Regions from separate parts of the Mus musculus genome. Here region 2 is linked to region 1. Evidence: chromatin contacts called from ENCODE Hi-C data. All regions are on one chromosome and are shown on one strand. Each heading gives the region's core, a stretch centred on a gene start or an enhancer-like site at or near the end of the contact. The rest is flanking DNA. Distances are from core to core; before and after follow the strand shown.

Region 1 (7,149 bases), core at 1,159-3,658:
TTTCTATATGTGGCCATAGTCTAGTTGACAGACCTATACAAGGTATCAATTATATAGTGTAAATGCAAAGCCAAAAGCTTAAAGAAGTTAGAACACAATGTGCCAGGCTATTAGCGACCATACCTTCCCACATACTTTTAAAGCCAAGTTTTAGCTTATAGCTCATGCTGACCTTGAATTCAATATTCCTGGCCTCAGTCTCCTGAGGGCTGGGATTACAGGTGTGCACCACTGCACCTAGGAATCTCCCTTGCACTGGGACCATGTAAGCCACAGGACATGGTAAAAGGGACATGCAGATCTTTGACCTCAGCCTATGAAAGGTTCGATGGCTTTTACTTCTGGAGTTATCATACAGCTACTAGGTTAGAAGGACATGGGGGAGACAATGAGAGGAAAAGGGCTTACAAGCTACATGGAGAGATAGGGACCCAGCCACCTCTACATTCTTACCTGCGCCCAATTTCTAGCCAGACCTCTAGCTAAATGCAGCCTTCTACAGAAACCCCTGAAAAGACTCATAAAAGTACCACTAGCTAAGTCTAGCAGATTCCAGAGTCATGAAAAATAGCAAAAAGGCTGTTTTATAGCACTGCCTTTTGTTCTGGGTTGTGAAGCAGAAAAGGATACTAAAACAGGCTAGGATGTGAATCTAAGTATACTGGCACATTGTCTATTTTTACGAACAAATTTTTACAGGAACCTGGCTTGCCCATTCACTTATATTCTGAATGGCTACTTCTGTGGCTTTGAAAGAAATCAGATGACCCACAGAGCCTAAAATATTTACCATCTGGTTCTTCACAGAAAATGTGCTGATTAGGGCTGCACAGCTTAGCTAGTGACCCAGTACATCCCATAAGGCTCTGCTGGTATTATCTCTGTGGTTTCCTTTAAAATGTACCTGGAACTAGAGCTTTCTTTTTAAGAACACCCTCTTCAAGTGTTCCCTAGAGCTCATGCTGAAGACAATCTGGCTTCTCCTTCCTTATTCAAGGATAGCTATGCTTAAACTGCTCCCTTCTCTTTTCAGAACCCTTCTTTTAATTATGGAAGCCTTTCCCCTGAGCACCCTTTCAGTGTAGACCCTGAAAGGAAATGGAACAGGACACAGGCTTTACATGTGGGCTCTTTCCTACATCTAAGGCTAAGAAAAGTTCCCTTTAGGAGTTCCCTAAAGTGATGCTCATATGAAGTGCTCATTCAATACTCTGTTCTATAGATGCTTAGACTTTTAATGCCACAGCTTTAGAGATCTGGCAAAAATCCGCCTTAGTTGAGATCTACAAGTCTACAAAGAACTCAATGGAGGATTACTATCCTAACTCTCTGAGTTTCAGCTCTCACCTGCAACTACATGTGTCCATTTTCTCCCACAAATTCACCTACATTTAAAATCGTCTCAGAAATTCAGAGGGAGGAGGCAGGAAAGAAAGGAGCACGTGCTTGGGAGACAGAGAATTGAGGGTTCTAGGGCAGGGTAAGACAGCTACATGGGGGCACCCGGACACATAAACTGGAAAAAAAGAGGAGGGAAGACCAAATTTACAACCAGTAAGTAAACAAATAATGGAAGCAAGAAAATATGAAGTTTGCAAAAGGGGAAAGCAAAGCCTCAAGTGGCTAATGCTGTGCTACTGTCATGTGTCATCTAAACCTGGTCCTTTAGTCCTATCCCGTTTTAAGAAGTGAATGATAAGAACAGAAATAATGAACCAAATGAAAGTATGTGAAAATACTCACTGAATCTTGGCTTCTATAAGTGAATAGAGGCTGTAAAATCTGGTCAATTCTCTCTCCAGCCCTACATGCTAAGCGATCTGTACAACTTCCCTACCCAAGCCATGTAAATGACAAAGTCAAGAAGTCCTCAAAATTCTCAATCGTGCCCAGGGAACTCCCTTATTAGTAGAAGCTTCTGAGGATCCTTAGAGGGGGCTCGGACAGGGCTGAGAAATCAAGAGAAGTATACTTTAATCCAGTCCCAAGGCAGTGCACACGCACTCCCTGAGAGGCAGCTCGGGTGTACTAGAGCCAAAGAGGATCAGCCCGGGTCCACCAGCCAGCACCCCAGGATGAGACAAGATCCGGCCAGACCCAAAGGGACTCGGAAAAACGTCCTAAGATTCCAGTCACTCGCTCTACTAAACTCAGTCTAAGAACCAGTTCCAACCCTCAAGGCACCCTCAATCCCCATTTGATTACGGAGACCCACGGACCCGACTTCCGGGCCTCAGATAGAGTAGGCTTCACCTCCTCCACAGCCTGCCACGGTCCTGTGAGAACGGCACAACCCCATCCAGAGAGACCGAGAACGTTAGAAAGGACAGCCAAGACGCGTACTTACCCTCCAGTCCCATGGCCGCCACTGTCCGGACCTCCCGCGGCAGTTAACAGAATCCCGCCCCGCTGCTCCAAAGCACCAATCAGAAGCGTCCGCGATCCGAGCGCCGCGCCCCCATGATAACCAATCACACAGAGGTTCTGAATTACGTAGAAGAGAGACGCCCAGTCGGGCCCAAGTCTCTAGCGCGGGATTGTAGCGTCAGCGAGCGCAGGAGCACGTCTCCTAAGAGCTGCGGAAGGTCCCGGGCGTAAGTGCCCTGGTTGCTTAGTTACTGCGTCTCTTTTCAGGAAGCCCGGTCTCTCCCCGCCTCCTTCCGGTTAGAGAGACCAGGCGGGGCCGGGCCGGGCCGGGGGCTGGGGGGAGGAGCGGGAATGCGGGGAGGGCGGGGATAAGAGGAAGGGCAGGGTAGGGGGCGGGGAAATCAAGGCCAGGGCGTTTCTAGTCAGTATGGTACCACAGCCAAACCAACCACATCCATTCTTGTTATTCTGGCAGGATTGCTAAATGTGATGCATAAAAGTACAAAAATAAAGAAAAATCACAGCAAGTCAAAACTAAACTCTGAACTTTGAATCTTAGATCTACATATCTGTGCGTGTCCTAAAGACTGAGGACTTTCCTTTTAAAAGTTCAGATTTTGTTTTTGTCTTACAACTCTATGGGGGGGGGGGGGTGTCAGGGAATCTTAGGTATAACCTGAAACGCTCCCGCTCAAGCTGCTGCAGTCCTCAGCCAAAACTGTCTTGCGGTCTGGAGCCAGATTGTGCTTGGCCAAGAAGACAGAATCTCTCGATTGTTGTAATAGTCACCTGCTCTTTATAGTTGGTACCTGCAGATTCCCCAGCATGGCCATTCCTGCATTTTCTAGAATAAATTGTTTTCTAAGCAACAACACCATCACCATGACTGGCATCCACTTGAAGCTTGTGGTAAAGTTAAGGGTATTTTCTAAAACAAAACAAAAAGTTGTGCCAGGTGTGGTGGCGCACGCCTTTAATCCCAGCACTTGGGAGGCAGAGGCAGGCAGATTTTTGAGTTCGAGGCCAGCCTGGTCTACAGAATGAGTTCCAGGGCAGCCAGGGCTACACAGAGAACCTGTCTGGAAAAACAAAACAAAACAAAAAAGTTGTAGCAGATTTGAACTGTAGTATTCTGCCTGAACGACCACAAAGCATGCCTTCAAAGACTCTCAACCAGTGTGTCAGGACCCCTTTGAGGTATCCTGTATAGGAGGTATTTACATGACGATTCATAATAGTAGCAAAATTACAGTTATGAAGTAGCAAAGAAAATAATTTTATGGTTGTGGGTCATCACACCACAGCATTAGGAAGGTTAAGAAACACTGCTTTAGAGAACGTTCTTGGAAGCCACTAGAATTTGACTAAAATATTGCTGTGCTGGATATTCTGATGATAAGGTATGAAGGCAGCCAATGCCAGTTGTACTATCAAATAGTCTAAAAAGAAAAGATGTCAAATAAAGTAGTCAGCATCTTCCCTTGAAATTTAGTTCTTTGCAAATTCATATGTAAATAAGCTTCCTTGGATAATTTTAGAGTGGGAGGCACCTCACACATGTAGTGAAAGCTGGCTGGCTATCTATATGCAAAGTACACAAAGAGAAAACTTGGCAAGAGTACTATTTCCAAACCAAAATGAAACTGAAGCATATGGAACTGTCTATGAGAAAAGGAATTGCTAAGGGAAATATGTGGGAAAAGGCTGGGAGCTTCAGAGAAAAAAGTATTTCTATCTACCAACATTTATGAAACAAGAAGTAGGGGGTGTCCATAAAAGTTGAGAACAAGATCCTTTCAAGAAAAAAAAAGTGAATAAAGATACAGAGGCAGATGCTGACTGTTCAAAAGATATTTTTGTGCAATTATACAAGAAAGAGGTAGGGAAGAGATTTAGCCAGAATACTGGCATTGTCAGTAAGAGTTAGAGCAAACTGGTCGAATGCTTAAGAAAAATTGCTGAAGAAAATGTACTTGATGCTGACCCAGATTTCCAGCAAAGATGACATTTTTCAATCATTATTTTGTGACACTCTTCCTTGTTCTGCTTCAAATCGAAAATTTCAGATATAATATAAATGAGAGAGGTAGAACCAAAGAGACGCAGAATCAAAATTGCAAATTGTTAATCAAGATGAAAAGCTACCTAGGCCCTAGACAAATCTCGAGTGGAAGTAAAACATGGACCAGGGATTAGCTCCTACGGAATAATAAATACTGGCAGAATCCATGTGTGGCTAGGGACAGGAACTAGCTTTGTGAGAAATTTTTACATTGGTGGCCTTCAATAAATGACCCATCAACTGATAACCTGTATTTAATCCCTCCCACATTGAGTCTGGGGCTTGACCATGTGGCTTGCTTCACTAATGATACCCTGAGCAAACGAGATGCAGCAAATGCTTCGTAAATGTTTATGCACTGGGCCATGCCCTGTTGTAGCCTTTCCTCTTAAGAGCTTATGGTTATTTGTGTGAAGAAGCCTAGGCAGGATGTTAAATGAGAACAGCCACATGGAGAAAGACTTGGAAGAATGAGACTCATGTTGGCCATTCCATCTTACCTTGAGTTCTACTTTAATTGAATGGCTTCCTGCGCTGTGTGGAACAATATAACCGTGTAGCCAATCCTGGTCAACCAACAGAATCAGGAATAATAATAATAATAATAATAATAATAATAATAATAATAATCACCACCACCACCATAATCATCATCTCGAGAGTCATTTTTGACTGAAGATACAAAGTTTCAATGAAGTTTGTTACACAGCACACAGCAACAGATAACTTGCCTGATACTCACCCCCCACACACACACTTGATAATGGATATGAAAAACTTCATTGCAGCAGTTGATGCCTGTCGAGAGATAAACCCTTACTAACAGAATTGAGCTACTTACAAAGTCATCTTCAGTATGCCATTAACACTGCTTGTGTGGTCTATATCTCACAGACATACTCTCATGGAGGTGAGAATTTCTCTCAGAGAAATTCCAAAGTATTAGGATAGAGGTAATATTAAGAAAGACACACAGACATGTAGCAAGGGAAATTGAATCCACTCCAAGTGCAATTAAAATAATAGATAAATAGGAAAAAAACTCAAGATAAAAGTTTTTGAGAAAAGTATGTCAAAGCAAACACCAACTGGTAGTAAATAACCAATTAGAAAATGTGAACAAGTTATTAATTAAACACTTTTAAAACGTGGGGCTGGAGAGGGAAATAAGTCAGCAATGGCATGCCTAGCATGCCCAAGGAGTTGGCTTTGATCCCCAGTATCCTGGTAAAGTTGAAGCTGCGTACCATAAAAAAAAAAAGAAGTGAGTCAAAGCAATCCCTCCCTTAAGTTGCTGCTGTCCTTTGCTCACAGCAGTGAGAAATATAACAAATACAGAAAATTGGTACTTGAAAATGGAACCATTACTGTGGGGAATCTGACCAAAGGTGGTGCTTGCACCTTTGAAAAGCCCTAGAACACTGTAAGCTGAGCCTAAGAGACCATTCCAGTGGTAGTTTGGCAGATCAGAGAGTCCCAAGGCCCTGGAGGACTGGCTTGAAGGGTTTCAGAAGGGAAAAAAATCTTATCAAGAACTAATCTAGAGGGAATTCTAAGGCAGTACAGAAAGACAGGGAAACTTACAGGGAAATGAGAAGGGGAAGGAGCTGGAGTCTGCTTGGATCCTTCCACCATCTGAGCACCAAGAGTCCCAACACAGCCAGGTGTGCTGACACATACCTTTAGATCCCAGGACTCCGGAGGCGAAGGCAAAAAGGATGTAGATCTCTGTGAGTTGGAGGTTAGCCTACCTAGCAAATTCCAGGCCAGTCAGAACGACACATTGAGACTGTAACTGGCCTGGCAGAAATGAAAATATTTTGAAGAGACCCTTGTGTCTCTCAGTTGGACTATCAGACTGTTAAAGTAATGGGCCAAAAAAAAAAAAAAATGGAAATTTCCCCAGACATCTTAAGCTAGGAGAAACAAATAGAGTCAGCCATTGGGGTAAATTTTTCCCAGAAAGAGATTTCACGTTGTTCTAGCAAGTTTATCAGACCATCTTACAGGACAAGACTGGAATCCAGACTACGGTGAGTGAACAAAAACTGACTTAGACCAGGGCTGCTTAGATGTGCATATCCTGGGCCCTCTATTTAAACTTTGATTTCACCTCACAACCCAGAAGATGAAGACTGACCTGAGGGGTTTGCTAACCTCTTTGCCTCTCTTCCTTGATGTGGCCACATTGAATACATCTCCAGTTTTAACTTTCCACTTTGTTGCTGCTGTTTTTCATAATAGGGTTTCTTTCTGTGTAGCCCTGGCTGATCCAAAACTCACTTTGTAGACCAGGCCGCTTTTGAATTCACAGAGATCTTTTTGCCTGCCTCTTCCTCCCAAGTGCTGAGATTACAGACATGCACCAGCCTGCCCAGCTAATTTTCCACTTTTTATCTTGTCCTTTTAATTGGCATATTGAGGACAGGTGGCCAGACCTGACTTGTGTCTGGGTTATGACCTTCAAGTTTGATAGTAAGACCCTGTCTCAAAAAATAAAAGAGAATTGTAGCACAATTAACATCTGATGAGAAGATACTGACACAGAGATAATATTCCTTTCTTATATGGATATTATGTGTTAAAACAGCAAAAGAAAAAAATCAGGCTTAAAAACTACATGTATACCTTGAGGGAAGCCCTATTCATTTCCCTAGACATCTTCTGGGACTCTGAAGTAAGACTACTCATCTTGTTTACAGTAAAGATGAAGTTCTTCA
Region 2 (6,744 bases), core at 16-2,515, 330 kb after region 1:
GAAAACTCTGGCAGCTGATTAGTTAGCAAGTAGAATACTTTCAAATCCCTTTAGCAATCTGGGTTTTGTTTGTTTTTTTTGTGGTATGAGGCATTAATATCACCTACTGGTCTTTTTTTTTTAATGCAGAGCATACTAGGACACTGACACTAAAGTTAGACAATAGCATCTCCTTAATTCAGTGATCTTTCCTACTCTTCACCCCCTATAGACTCTGAGGATCTTAAACTTCTATTATTTCAAGCACAATCTCCGTACTGTCACCTTCATAGATGGGAAGAATTGAAGCTTCACATAGAACTGGATAATTTTGTACTATGAAATAAATTGGTAGCACCAGTCTTTCTTTCTGAGAACTAGAAAACAGACTGATAACATTTAGATGCCCATGATAGTGGAGGGCAGACTTTACCTAGACAAACACATCTACATCAGACCAGACAGCCCACTTTGCTCTATGTTGCTGGACTGAGTCTTTCAAGCTTTCAAAGCTGTTTTCCATAACACAATTTCCCCATGTATTTTCAATCACTCAGTACTGATTGTGTACTTTAAGAAAACTCATTCTATCAGTGACTCCCATGTTACTGTAATCTAGCTTTGGCAAAAGATCAGACTTGAAGACTCAGAAGCCATCTATTTGAGAAAAGCCCAGAGCTATTGGAAAACAAAACTTGAAATGAGCCAGCAGGTGTTCTACTTACTGCTTTATCTCCAAGAGCTGCTCTGATGCTAAGTCTTACTTTAAAGGCATTTTCTGCATCTGCCAGAGAGAGGGGGAAAAAGAAAAGGGAGGGGGGGGACAACAAAGAGCAGTAAATTAGGATAAACTGTGAGAAAACGGAGCCTGATAAACCCTAATGTTTAACACAGCCCAGATGAACATAACAAAGAACTACAATTGATCTGTACTAGTGCCCCTGCAACTTAAAAGAAAAAAAAAGCCTATGAAATCACCCCCATTTTCCCTTCCGATTGCTAAGAGTCACTGGTTCAACTTTCAAGCCACATGTCCAAAGACTTAGGAAAAAAAAATCATTCTTTTTTTTTTTCTCCACTCTATGACTTTTCAAGCATTCAGGAATCTGTTAATTTATTTTTTAAGCTTCAAGGCTACGTACCTGGATGGCAGAGTTCAGCGTGAATAGTAGTCACCAGGAAAAAGAGCGCCCACAACATTCTTTCAGAGCCGCAAACAGAAGACAAACTGAGGGGAAAATAATCCACTCTCTACTTAAAGCTGCTTTAACCATTCTGTGACCCGGATTAGGGTATCGGAGAAATCAGCGAGCCACCATCTAAAAGGTTTAATAATTAACGCCCATCAGTTGGGTTAATACGTCCATAGAAGCGAACCATCCCCTGTCAGTTATTTACGAAAATCTATTTGAGAAGCAGGTTAGTGGGTTCTTCCTCAAACTCTACCTCATAAGAATGTTTCCTGAGCTGACACAATCAGAAGCCTCCCACCTGCCTCCTGTAGTTGTTTGGTTAAGCTAAACGTGGAGAGCATGGAGTTTTCTTTGGCATAATCTTTGTGCCCTTTCAGGCTAACCAATCTGATTCAAAGACAGGCTACCATACTTAGGAAACAAATATAACTCCTTTTTCACCTCTGGAGAGTAAAGGGAACAAGACTTCCTAGACTGTTGGTTGGTTAACAATTCCCAACTAGAGGATGGCTAGGTTAAACTCTAAGATCTGGCTACTGTCTAAAACTCAACATTAATGATATAAAGCCTCACGCTGGAGATGATGATCATTGGGTGATGACGATGGTGATGGTGATGACGATGGTGATGGTGATGGTGATGGTGATACCTTCCCTGAACAGTGCTCTGTCCTGGTGCCACTAGGAAGAAATGAATGCTAACCCTTTAAAAGGGGCTAGAACTGCTAAGAACCTGTCATTTAGTTAAGTTGCTACACAGTGCTAGTGACAACATTGTTCAGCGCAACTATTTAACAATGACTAAGAACTACTTACTGTGAGCTAGGCTCCCTGATTATTTCTCAAATCCTTACAGTGGTTACAACCGTCTCACATGTGGGGTATCCAAGGACTGAGCGTTAAAGTCATTGGGTGCAATGACATGAGGAGAATGTCCCTTTCCCAGCTACCCTGACTTAGCTTCAAGCTTATCACCATTACACTGAGTCTCTGGTCCTAAGAGGTCAAAACTGAAATTAAAACCAACCCCTGAGATACTCTGAGGTCTAAGATAGTGGGATGAAGGCTCTCCCCCAGTGGGCATCCCACCAACCATGGCAATAGAAGTTCCTTGGGGCCTAGGCCTGGGCTTTCCTCTCCCTCGTGGCAGTTCCTTCCTGGAAAGTCCTGAGTGGGAAGATGAGCCTGGATGACTCTGATGTTCAGTAGGACATTTATTTGGGTTTTGAAGCAACAAGGAGGAAGCTATGAGCAGGGGCATGTCTGTTCCACTGAGAGACACGGTGGGGGCAGGGTATGTTGGAGATGGCTCTCTTCTGTCAGCTCGACCCACCCAAGGGAGGTCGAGCGATACCCACCATTTCTCCACCTTGGCACCAGGGATGTTGAGAGAAGAAAAGCTGTCCCAGAGGAAGAGGCAGCCAAGCCAGGCCAGCCACTCTAGCAATGTCACTGTTAAATGCAATGGAAATTTCCCAGAGGAAAGAGCTGACCTCATTTCAGGGGAGAAAAAAAAAAACTAGATGAGAAGAAAAAGACCGTAGGCACAGAGAGATAAGGAGTCAGTCAGGGTGCAGTGGTGTGTTGGAGACACAGACATCTAATTTAATTTGCTTGTAGGCTTTCACTTTATAAAAGTAATAAATTCCCATATGCTCTTATATGGCTGTGACTGGAATTGTAGGAAAAGCACACTAAAATACTGAGTCTTAGCCGGTGTACAACATTCATTTCCAAAGGGAAAAAGTCTCTGAACAGCTCTTGTTTCCCAGTGATTGATATCTCTCTCTGTATCTCTGTCTCTGTCTCTGTCTCTGTCTCTCTCTATCTCTCTCTCTTTCTCACACACACACACACCTGAAGGCACTGCATTGCACACATGTTGTGCACAGACATACATGAAGGCAAAACACTAATATACATAAAATAATAAAAGAAGAAAATATGGAGAAGTAAAAAGAAAGGTTTTAAATACACCTAACACCACCAGTATGAATGAATAATGTGGACATATTTTAAAAAATAACACACATTTTTCTTGGCTGTGAACTTTTTGTCTTCTTTCATTTTCGTTTTCTTTTCCTTCCTTCCCTCCTGCCTCCTTTCCTTTCCTTTCCTTTCTCTCTCTCTCTTTCTTTCTTTCTTTCTTTCTTTCTTTCTTTCTTTCTTTCTTTCTTTCTTTCTGACAGGTAGCCCAGGTTGCCCTCATACTCACTGAACAAACAAGTATGACCTGGATCTCTTGATTCTCTGCTTCCACCTCTCAAGTGCCACAATTATAGATGTACATCACCATACCTGACAGCTCTGGACCTTCTGGTCTGTTCCTATGAACTGTTGTTTTGGCTCATAAACTGGCACAATCAGCACAAGGTGGTATGATGCTGGAACTTGAAATGGCCTCTTGTCTTCTCTCCTTAAAGAAATGCTGCTATTCCGCAGAATCTAGTGAGTTAGTTTAAGAAATGATACCTATGGAATAAAGGTAACTTCTTACTTCTAAATGTGTTTTCTTATTTTCTGTATGCCTGTGGTGCATGTGGTTGTATGAGTGTGTTCACTTGTGTGAGTGGGTTCATGTGGGTGGCTTCATGAATGCCAGGAGAGAATGTCTTGCTCTGTCACTCTGTCTTACCACTTGAGACAGGGTCTTATTCTGGCCCAGGAAATAAGCTGAGTCATCAGGAAACCCCAATGATCCTCCTGTCTTTGCCCCACTACAGTTTTGGGGGTTCCAGGTTTGAGTCCACATAAGTCCTCATTCTCAGGCAGTATGTGCTCTAACCCACCAAGTCTCATCTCCTCAGGTGTGTGTGTGAGAGTGTGTGTGTGGGGGGGTGTATACACCATATTGTGGAAGCACATGTGTGCAGTGCTGTTTCCCATCTGAAGGTCAGATATTAACTTTGTACATTCACACCTCTCCTTCGACCCTTGAATGGGTTCTAAATATCAAAGTTGTGTCTACAGGCTTGCTTAGCAAGCCCCTTCACCTGCTGAGAGCCCTCTCCCTGGCTCCCAAGGGGCTTTGTTTATATGTTTATTTTTTACTTCTTATTCATTAAATGTGTGTGGTGGTAGTGTTTTGTGCACATGTGTGCCTGTGCAAGAGAGAGGCACAGAGAGGTGGGGATAAGGGGAGGGGGAGGGGGAGAGCACATGAAAGCACATAGGCTTTGGCTCTTGTGTGGAGATCAGAGAAAAGCGTTTCGTGTTTGGTTTTCTCTTGTTTTTGTTTTGATTGTTTATTTGTTTTTCCAATCTAGGACCTAATTCAGGTCTTCGGCCTCCTCACACAGCCTTTATCTGCTGAGCCATCATGGGAGCCTATCAGTAATTGACAGGTACACTTTAACCAGTTGCCTTTTCATTATCTATAAGCGCATTATGATCTTGGGGGTTGAACCACCTGCTGCATTCAAAAAATTCTTGCAATGTTTAAACTTTTTTTCTATGTTTGTTTAAGTTGTGGTGGTGGTGGGTGGTTGTTTGTTTTTTGTTTTTGCTTTTGTTTGTTTTTGAGAAAGGGTCTCACTATGTAGCGCTGGCTGTCCCTGAGTAGCACAGGATGGTCTCAAACTCACAAAGTGAGTCCCTCCCAAATGCTGGTATTAAAGGCATAAAGGTGTGAGTCATCACATCCAAGTAAGCGAATCTTTTTTTTTAGAATTATTTTTTATTAGGTATTTTCCTCATTTACATTTCCAATGCTATCCCAAAAGTCCCCAATACACTCCCCCCCCCCACTTCCCTACCCACCCACTCCCCCTTTTTGGCCCTGGCGTTCCCCTGTACTGGGGCATATAAAGTTTGCAAGTCCAATGGGCCTCTCTTTCCAGTGATGGCCGACTAGGCCATCTTTTGATACATATGCAGCTAGAGTCAAGAGCTCCGGGGTACTGGTTAGTTCATAATGTTGTATTTTTAATAGTATGGTCTCTCTACATACCACTTTCTGGCACGAAACTCACGATGCAGACCAAGCTGGCCTTGACCTCACAGAGATCCACCTGCCTCTGCCTTGTGAATGCTGGGCTTAAAGGCTTGAGCCCCCACACCTGGCACATTATTTAAACCCTTAAACAAACTTTGCTTCCAACTTTAACTTTAGCATTAATAGTTTGTCCTGTAATCCTTTGAAAAGAGATTTATTTGCAACTGTGTTGGTGCATGTGTTTGCGTGTTGGTATATGAAAGCAGGTACGCAAGGAGAACAAGTTATGGCATTAGACCTCCCTTGGAATGGAGTTACAGGACTAGTTTTAAGTATCTGGTCCCAGGTGCTAGAACCAAACTCTGATCCTCTGTAAGAACAACAAGCACTCTTAACTGCTAAGCTACCTCTTCATCTGCCTACCTGGTCAGAGTTGGTTTCAGCTTATTTTATTTGTATAGTATCATGTTCTAAACCAATGCTTAAAATTCCCCCCCCCCTTGCCCTTACAGCATCATTTTGAAAATGATATGAAAGACTTCTAGCCCTTTCTATGTTTATGCCACTGGACTCTATTCCATCACCTCTTTTCTTTCATATTTTATTATTTATTTATTTGTTTGTTTGTTTATTTATTTATTTATTTATTTATTCATTTAACAGGTTCTCACTATGTAGCTCTGGCTGGCCTGGAACTCACTCTGCAGTCGAACTCACAGAAATCCACCTGCCTCTGCCTCTGCCTCCTGAGTGCTGGGATTGAAAGTGTGTAGCCTCTCTTCTGTTTCTTTTTTTATTTCTAATTTGAGACAGGGTCTCGCTTGTCCAGGTCGGCCTTGAATTCATTCTGTAACCCATTCAGTCCTTGAACTTTCATTCCTCCTGCCTCAGCTCCAGGGTAGCTGAAATTACAGACCAGCACCAGCAGGCCCAGCTACTAGATTCTGTTTATGCTTTTTAGTATGTGTATTCGTTTCTCTCATTTTCCATTGAAATTGCCAGAGATTTACCTATTCATGTAATTGGAGAAAGAACAAGATCCTGGGTCTAGTTTTTGATTCTGTTCTGATTCCTGACTTATTAGCAGTTTATAATTTGTTAAGCCCTTATTTCTATGACCAGTATATGTTTCTTGTCTCCTTTTTCTAATTCTTGAAATGGTTAATGGGTTAATTGTGATACTATACAAATAAAATGAGCTAAAAATGGGGAGACAGGTAAAGAGGTAGTTTAGCAGTTAAGAGTGATATATATATATTTCATTTTTCTCTGTATAGCCCTGATGTCCTGGAACTCACTTTGTAGACCAGGCTGGCCTCAAACTCAGAAATCCCCCTGCCTCTGCCTCCCGAGTGCTTGGATTAAAGGTGTGCACCATCACGCCCGGCTAACAGTGCTATATTTTTAATCTTTTTCAGTTCATAATGATTTCGAACATCTAAGATTAGCAATATACTTGGAGTATTGTTCTAGCTATATGACCTAAGACAAAATTACACTCTTTTTAATTTAGTTTTATTTTATAAGATTATTTTATGTGTACGGGTATTTTCCCTGAATGTACGTTTGTGTGCCATTTGTCTGTCGATGCCAAAAGCAGGTGACAGCTCTCCTAGAACTGGAGTTACAGAGAGTTGCG

What was found. Hi-C counts contacts between places; a loop is a spot of excess contacts on that map.
Region 2: a map of heart shows a loop between it and region 1 (2.5-fold over the local background). The contact joins the promoter of Cltrn here to the promoter of Piga in region 1. A Hi-C loop is called at or near these places in 4 of 37 maps with a recorded cell type or tissue (heart, left cerebral cortex and regulatory T cell).

The regions. Positions count from the first base shown.
Region 1 is chrX:164,415,039-164,422,187 of GRCm38, reverse strand. It overlaps Piga (phosphatidylinositol glycan anchor biosynthesis, class A), which reads right to left and starts at 2,408. Exons shown (of 6, transcript NM_011081.3): 1 at 2,348-2,408.
Region 2 is chrX:164,084,708-164,091,451 of GRCm38, reverse strand. It overlaps Cltrn (collectrin, amino acid transport regulator), which reads right to left and starts at 1,265. Exons shown (of 6, transcript NM_020626.2): 1 at 1,122-1,265; 2 at 705-763. The coding sequence starts at 1,179.